Linked DNA regions of Homo sapiens: region 1 is linked to region 2. Evidence: chromatin contacts called from ENCODE Hi-C or POLR2A ChIA-PET data. All regions are on one chromosome and are shown on one strand. Each heading gives the region's core, a stretch centred on a gene start or an enhancer-like site at or near the end of the contact. The rest is flanking DNA. Distances are from core to core; before and after follow the strand shown. Region 1 overlaps TIAM2 (TIAM Rac1 associated GEF 2). Region 2 overlaps TIAM2 (TIAM Rac1 associated GEF 2).

Region 1 (3,103 bases), core at 57-2,556, 41 kb after region 2:
GAAAAAAAAAAGAATTACAAATAGAATAACCTAAGTGGTGTGCTTATGACAATAAATAGTTTATTTTCTAAAAATAAAATAAAAATAGAATAACCTAATGCTATTGCATTTCCACTTCTGGGTATATATCATAAAGAATTGAAAGCAGGGTCTGGAAGAGCTAGTTAAACACCCATGGTCATAGCAGCATTATTCATAATAGCCAAGAGGTGGAAGCAACCCAAGTGTCTCTCCATGGGATGAATGAATAAACAAAATGTGGCATGCACATGTAATAGAATGCTATTCAGCCTTAACAAGGAAGGAAATTCTGACATCTGCTACCACGTGGATGAAACTTGAGGGCATTATACTAAGTGAAATAAGCCAGTTGCAAAAAGACAAATGCTTTCACTTATATGCGGTATCTAGAGTCCTCAAATTCATAGAGGCAGAAAGTAGAATGACAGTTGCCAGGGGCTGTGGGACCGGGGAATTGCTGTTTAATGGGTGCAGAGTTTCTGTTCTGCAAGATGGAAAGAGTTCTGAAGATGGATGTCGGTGACGGTTGTACAACAGTGTACTTACTGCTGCCCTGTACATTTAAAAATGGGTAAGATGGGCCAGGCGCGGTGGCTCACGCCTGTAATCCCCGCGCTTTGGGAGGCTGAGGTGAGCAGATCACCTGAGGTCGGGAGTTTGAGAACAGTCTGACCAACATGGAGAAACCCTGTCTCTACTAAAAATACAAAATTAGCTGGGCGTGGTGGTGCGTGCCTGTAATCCCAGTTACTCAGGAGGCTGAGGTAGGAGAATCGCTTGAACCCAGGAGGCGGAGGTTGCAGTGAGCCGAGATTGTGCCACTGCACTCCCGCCTGGGCAAGAAGAACAAAACTCTGTCTCAAATAAATAAATAAATAAATAAATGGTAAGATGGAAAATGTTATGTTATCCATGTTTGACCACAATTACAAATAAACTTTTTTTTTTTTTTTTAAAGGAACAAAAAGTCACTATTAAGGCCTCACCCCTCTGCTTCCCGTGTCTGTGGCTTCGTGTCCAGCAGTGAGCACGGCCAGAGGGGAGCCTCCCCATCTCAGCCAGTCCTCCTCCCTTTCAGAAGCCCTGCCTTATCCCTCAGAGGGGGACCTCTTGCCCCTGCTAACATGTGCTTGAGAAAGCTTTTAATCTCATTTATGAGGTCAACCTCTACAAGCTAAATTATTTTAACCAAGGACTATTCACTGTGATGTTATATTTTGGGCTTTGTTTTTGCTGCTTGGTCAAATAGAGAACAAGGGCCACCTCTCGTCACACAGCCTGACGCTCCTGCAGCCCTGTGAGACTGAGAGTTGTTTTCCTGGTCATGGTGACAGATGAGCCACGCATGACTCACTGGAGCGGTCTCCCCTGAAACAAAGGCATGCATTTGACTGCAGACTGGGTGTTGAGTTGGTGGCCTTTGCAAGACTGGGTGGGCAGTTCTGGCTTCAAATGACCCTGATGAATCACACGGTTCACAGACGTTTCATTTATTACCTTGACAGTGACCCTGGACACCAGTTGTTTCTTCATATAATTTGCGTTAAGGCTTCCTTTTGACTTTGTGGGAGCTTGGAGTAAAACGCTTCACAGAGTTTTCTTGCGTTTCTGTTTTTCAGGCTCACTTCATGGACTCACTTTGCGTGCTTGTTAAATGTGCTGTGTTGCTCCCAAGACCATGTAAAGCCTACTGACCACTAACCTCCCTCACAGCAGAAACTAGACGTCAGGTAAACCCAACCCTTGTGCCTGGGGGTCACGTCAAGTTGCATGACTGTGATTAAGGTAATAAGTAAAGGTTTAATTATTTGGGCTAGCGATTTTGGTTTTAAAATATTTGATAATTACCACCAAAGAAAAGTCAATCCATTTAACTTCTGTTTTGTGGCTACACATTCTTAGATATAAAAGAATTAAAAATAAAAAGCCTACTAAATATATCTGGAGATCTCACCAGAAGAGCATCACCTCCAACTGACCTAAAATAGTGATATACTGGTTTGAGTGAGAAACTAGCTGGGCATGGTGGCATGTGCCTGTAGTTCCAGCTACTTGGGAGGCTGAGGCAGGAGAATCCCTTGAGCCCAGGGGTTTGAAACCAGCCTGGGCAACATAGCAAGATCCCACCTCAAAAAAATTATTTCAGAATCAAAAGAGATGGTTTCTTCTTTCCTCCCTTCCTCCCTCCCTCCTTCTCCCCCTTTTCACTTTGAGTTTGGCTTAACTAATAGACTCCTTGAGCAAACTGGGGTTTTTACAAGGAAGTAAGAGTCTAATATTAAGTTTTTCTGATGCCCATATTCTAAGTCAGCTTCATACTTACTTCTCTCATCATATTCTAAAGTGAAGATACCTGAAGTCTTTACAAAAGCTCTAGAGATTAGTTTTATTAAAATGTTTTTCTTTCCCAAATGAGAGCTCTTATTTTTTCCCCCATTTTTCATCTCAGCCTCATTTTTGAGGACTTCCAGGCCTTTTTCTTTTGTGGTATTCCTAGAGCCCCAACAGAGCCTGGTACCTGGTGTCATGTTATAAAAATGTGATAGTTTTTGAGCAAAAGTCTCTCAAAATACTGTGGAGAGATTTTAGCTCTACCAGTAGTTTATGTATAATGAAAATGTATCTCTCTGATCACTGAGATCTGTGTATTTAGACTGACAGAATAAAGATACTTTCCCTAATTTTTCTCTTCAAGAATCATTAGTTTGGTCAGGTGTGGTGGCTCACACCTGTGATGCTAGCACTTTGGGAGGCCGAGGCAAGAGGATCTCTTGAGCCCAGGAGTTCAAGACCAGCCTGGAGCAACAGAGTGAGACCCCATATCTTTAAAAAAAAAAAAAAACCCCGAGCTTGAGAGTGGTAGCACGTGCCTATAGTCCCAGCTACTTGGGAAGCTAAGGCAGGAGGATCACTTGAGCCTAGGAAGTCGAGGCTGCAGTGAGCTGTGACTGCGGCACTGCACTCCAGCCTGGATGATAACAGTGAGACTCTGTCTCAAAAAAAAAGCAAAAAAAAATCATTCAAAGTCTCTCAACACCAAGCCTGAAGCAGATCTTTCTCATAAGCTGATTTTTATGCCTGT
Region 2 (3,076 bases), core at 214-2,713:
AGCAAGCTGTGTCACCATCGTATTTCCAGCACTTAGCATAGTGACTTGAACAGAATAGATATTCAACAAATACTTCTTGAATTGAATGTCATTAACTAAAAAATAGTGCTAACTTTTGTATCCTTGAGTTTTGTCACTGGATACGTGAACCCTTGTGGGACTCCCAGGAAAGACTTACTCTAAACAGGAGCCAGATTGACTGATGTGATCACCAGCCTAGGGAGAGCAGTGAACAAAATGGGTATACCTTGTTCTCCTTCTAGCTGGCCATTGATTTTTTTTGGTGTTTCACATGGGCTGTTTTATAAATAACAACGGTCTTTTTGTAACTTGGCTTACAGTACTCAGTAAATACTGTGCTCCATGTGTATAGGAGTCTGTCCTTTGGGGAGGATAGACTGAAACTTGCTGTTTTCATTGTAATTAGTCATCCCTTTGTCATGAATGGCAGCTTCTCTCCCATTCTATAGTCTACTGGGTAACTCTACAGTTTTCCTTTGTTGAGTGCAGCATCTGATTCCATTAGTTCTTTGTGCAGGAACAGTGCATTAGTGTGGACGTGGGAGGCTGGTGAAAATTGTTATTTAAGGCATACCACATTATGATGTAGTCTTACCTAATGCCTTGGAATAAGAGTCACAGAATGGTTTGTTCATTATGTCTGAAATCTCTACGGGCCCTGAGTGATGAGATAATAAGTAATCCACCTGTAAATGGAGACTCTGGAGGGCCCAGTTAGATCCTACAAACCTGGGTCACAGGAGGGGTTAAGGGAGATGGGAGTTACATTTCTCACTCCCAGTCCTGGAAAACATCCCACTTTCTGTATTGTTTTCTTACAAACATTGAGTCGAATCTCTGAATTGATAAGCTGCCTAGCTGATAACGAGGCTAAAGTAAACCCAGCAACTTTAAAACATGTTTTAAATTCAGGGAGATGGTGGCTACAAAGAAGATACAATTTGAAGAAGGCATGAATTTGAGAGAAAATTTTTAGTAACAAATGCATTCTACTTACGTAGAGGTGGGAGGCATGTTTGAAGGGCACAGGGTAAGTAGTAACTTTCTCTTTCCTTCCCCACCTTTTCTCATTGACCTGCATTGACAGTTGTGCTGCGTACTGTGGGCTTGCACACTGGTTCACCTGACAATGAAAGTTTTATAAACTCTGGGCACTCTGAACTTCACCCAGTCCTTGGCAGTAGGCTTCTAGATTGACTAATCATGTAGTATTTCTTAGATGTGGCCATTAAAAAAAAAAACAACTTTGTGATGTAGTTGAAGGTCTGGATTATATTCAGCTTTCGAGTAGGACATGGGGCAGAATCCCTAGCACTGTAAAAATAAAACCACTTTTCATCACAAAGCTCAAGGGAAAAGAATGTAAGGTGTGTTCATGTTAAATTAAAATTACACTGATGTCATGGTGCAAACAGGCAGCTCCAAGGCTGCGGGACTGGCTGGTTTTCATGCTGATAAAAGCATGAGCCATCAGTCTTGATTGATGACTCTGTCCACACGTGGCACCTATGTGCTGTGAGAGATACAAGCACTCTTTGTGTAAGCAAAAGCATAGCATTGCTTGAGTTTTATTATAGATATAGTTTACCTAGCACCACCTTGGATCTCATAGACTCACATACTCAAGGTGCCCTGTTTGATCTTTCTGTGGTCACAAGATATTGCAGTCCCGGCCCACTGCAAATTCTCCCTTAAAATGGGACTTTCCCTGGCAGCGAAGCCCAGTCTCCACTGTTGAAAGAATAGCCACTTGCTGGATTGCAGTCCAGCTCAGGGAAGCTTCATTGTTCACGTGGCACTGGAGCATGTGAGGAACGCAGAGAGGGTCCTGAGGAAGGCGCTGAGATCCAAGGAAGAGCATTCTTGGAACCAGTAACTTGTCATTGCTGGAAACAGAGCTGTTGTAGCTGTTTGGAGATCTGAGTTCTAGTCTTAGCTCTTTCCCGCTGTCTACATGAGAGGTCTACTTGATCTTTACTGGACTTCACTTTCTTCATCTGCAAAGTGAACAGGGATGAAGTCAATGTGCTCTAAGCTTAAATATTCTATAATCCTGCTTAAAATCATTTCCATCCAAAATGACCTGTAGTTGGCCGGGCACGGCGACTTACACCTGTAATCCCAGCACTTTGGAAGGCTGAGGCGGGTGGATCACCTGAGGTCAGGAGTTCGAGACCAGCCTGACCAACATGGCAAAACCCCATCTCTACTAAAAATACAAAAATTAGACAAGTGTGGTGGCGTGCACCTGTAATCCCGGCTACTCAGGAGGCTGAGGCGGGAGAATTGCTTGAACCTAGGAGGCAGAGGTTGCAGTGAGCTGAGATCGCGCCACTGTACTCCAGCCTGGGCAACAGAGTGAGGCTCCATCTTGGAAAAAAAAAAAAAAAACCCCAACAAAAACCACCAAAATGACCAGTAGTTAAGCTGCAGCTTCCTCTTTAACTCAAGTTATGGCGATATGATGGAAAAGCAAGCCAAGCCACATATTAATCACGTTGTATTAGCAATTTGACGAATCAGTTATTTCATGAACACATTTATTAAGCACCCATGAGTAAGGAATTGTGTCAGGCACCAGGGAAACAAAGTACTTCACTTTCAAAGCAGTTCTAGTAAAGGGGAAAGGTAAGTGAGTTCTAGTAAAGGAGACAAATGAGTGAAAAAGAAATAATTGCGAGGCAATTGCCTATATCAGAAAGAGTGGTGAGGTGAAGGAGGGAGCAATAACCCTGTGAGGTTCGGGGTATGATGGTAGGTGATCAGAGGAAGAGACACTTAAGCTGGGTCTTGAGGGGCAATTAGGAGTTCTCCAGGGAGGTGTTCCCTGTAGAGAACAGTATATGCAAAGGCATAGAAACCAAAAAACATGAAATCACATGGTATTTGGAATGAACATGTGGAAAGTTCTGTTATGTAACAGATGCTTGAGATCCAACATTATTATCATTGGAAACATTAAAATATGGCAGATCTTATATTTTATAGTTTTCAGTTAGTAAATCATTTATGAGGCCATCAGTAAAATATTACAAGTCTTGGTTTTTAAAGATTG

What was found. A loop is a pair of places that touch in the nucleus more often than their neighbours do. ChIA-PET counts read pairs that join two places held with the same protein, here RNA polymerase II (POLR2A). Pooled maps may share reads with other maps.
Region 1: a map of Calu3 shows a loop between it and region 2 (5-fold over the local background). The contact joins two enhancer-like sites. A Hi-C loop is called at or near these places in 3 of 168 maps with a recorded cell type or tissue (Caco-2, Calu3 and HepG2), 1 of 37 single-sample maps with no recorded cell type and 5 of 50 pooled maps. POLR2A ChIA-PET finds 5 or more read pairs at or near these places in 6 of 52 experiments (BJ, CD4-positive, alpha-beta T cell, H1 and 3 more).

Annotation. Positions count from the first base shown.
Region 1 is chr6:155,125,850-155,128,952 of GRCh38, forward strand. It overlaps TIAM2 (TIAM Rac1 associated GEF 2), which reads left to right. Exons shown (of 27, transcript NM_012454.4): 3 at 1,641-1,751. Among named protein-coding and RNA genes, the nearest start is that of TIAM2, 130 kb to the left of the region's middle. RefSeq lists enhancers at 1,131-2,330, 1,338-2,084. Within about 2 kb of position 1,307, at least 4 of the 41 ENCODE cell types and tissues checked have a DNase peak (open chromatin) inside an H3K27ac peak, as active enhancers do; they include PC-9, where a contact is called at or near this core.
Region 2 is chr6:155,084,313-155,087,388 of GRCh38, forward strand. The region is part of intron 1 of TIAM2 (TIAM Rac1 associated GEF 2); the gene reads left to right. Among named protein-coding and RNA genes, the nearest start is that of TIAM2, 91 kb to the left of the region's middle. Within about 2 kb of position 1,464, at least 4 of the 41 ENCODE cell types and tissues checked have a DNase peak (open chromatin) inside an H3K27ac peak, as active enhancers do; they include PC-9, where a contact is called at or near this core.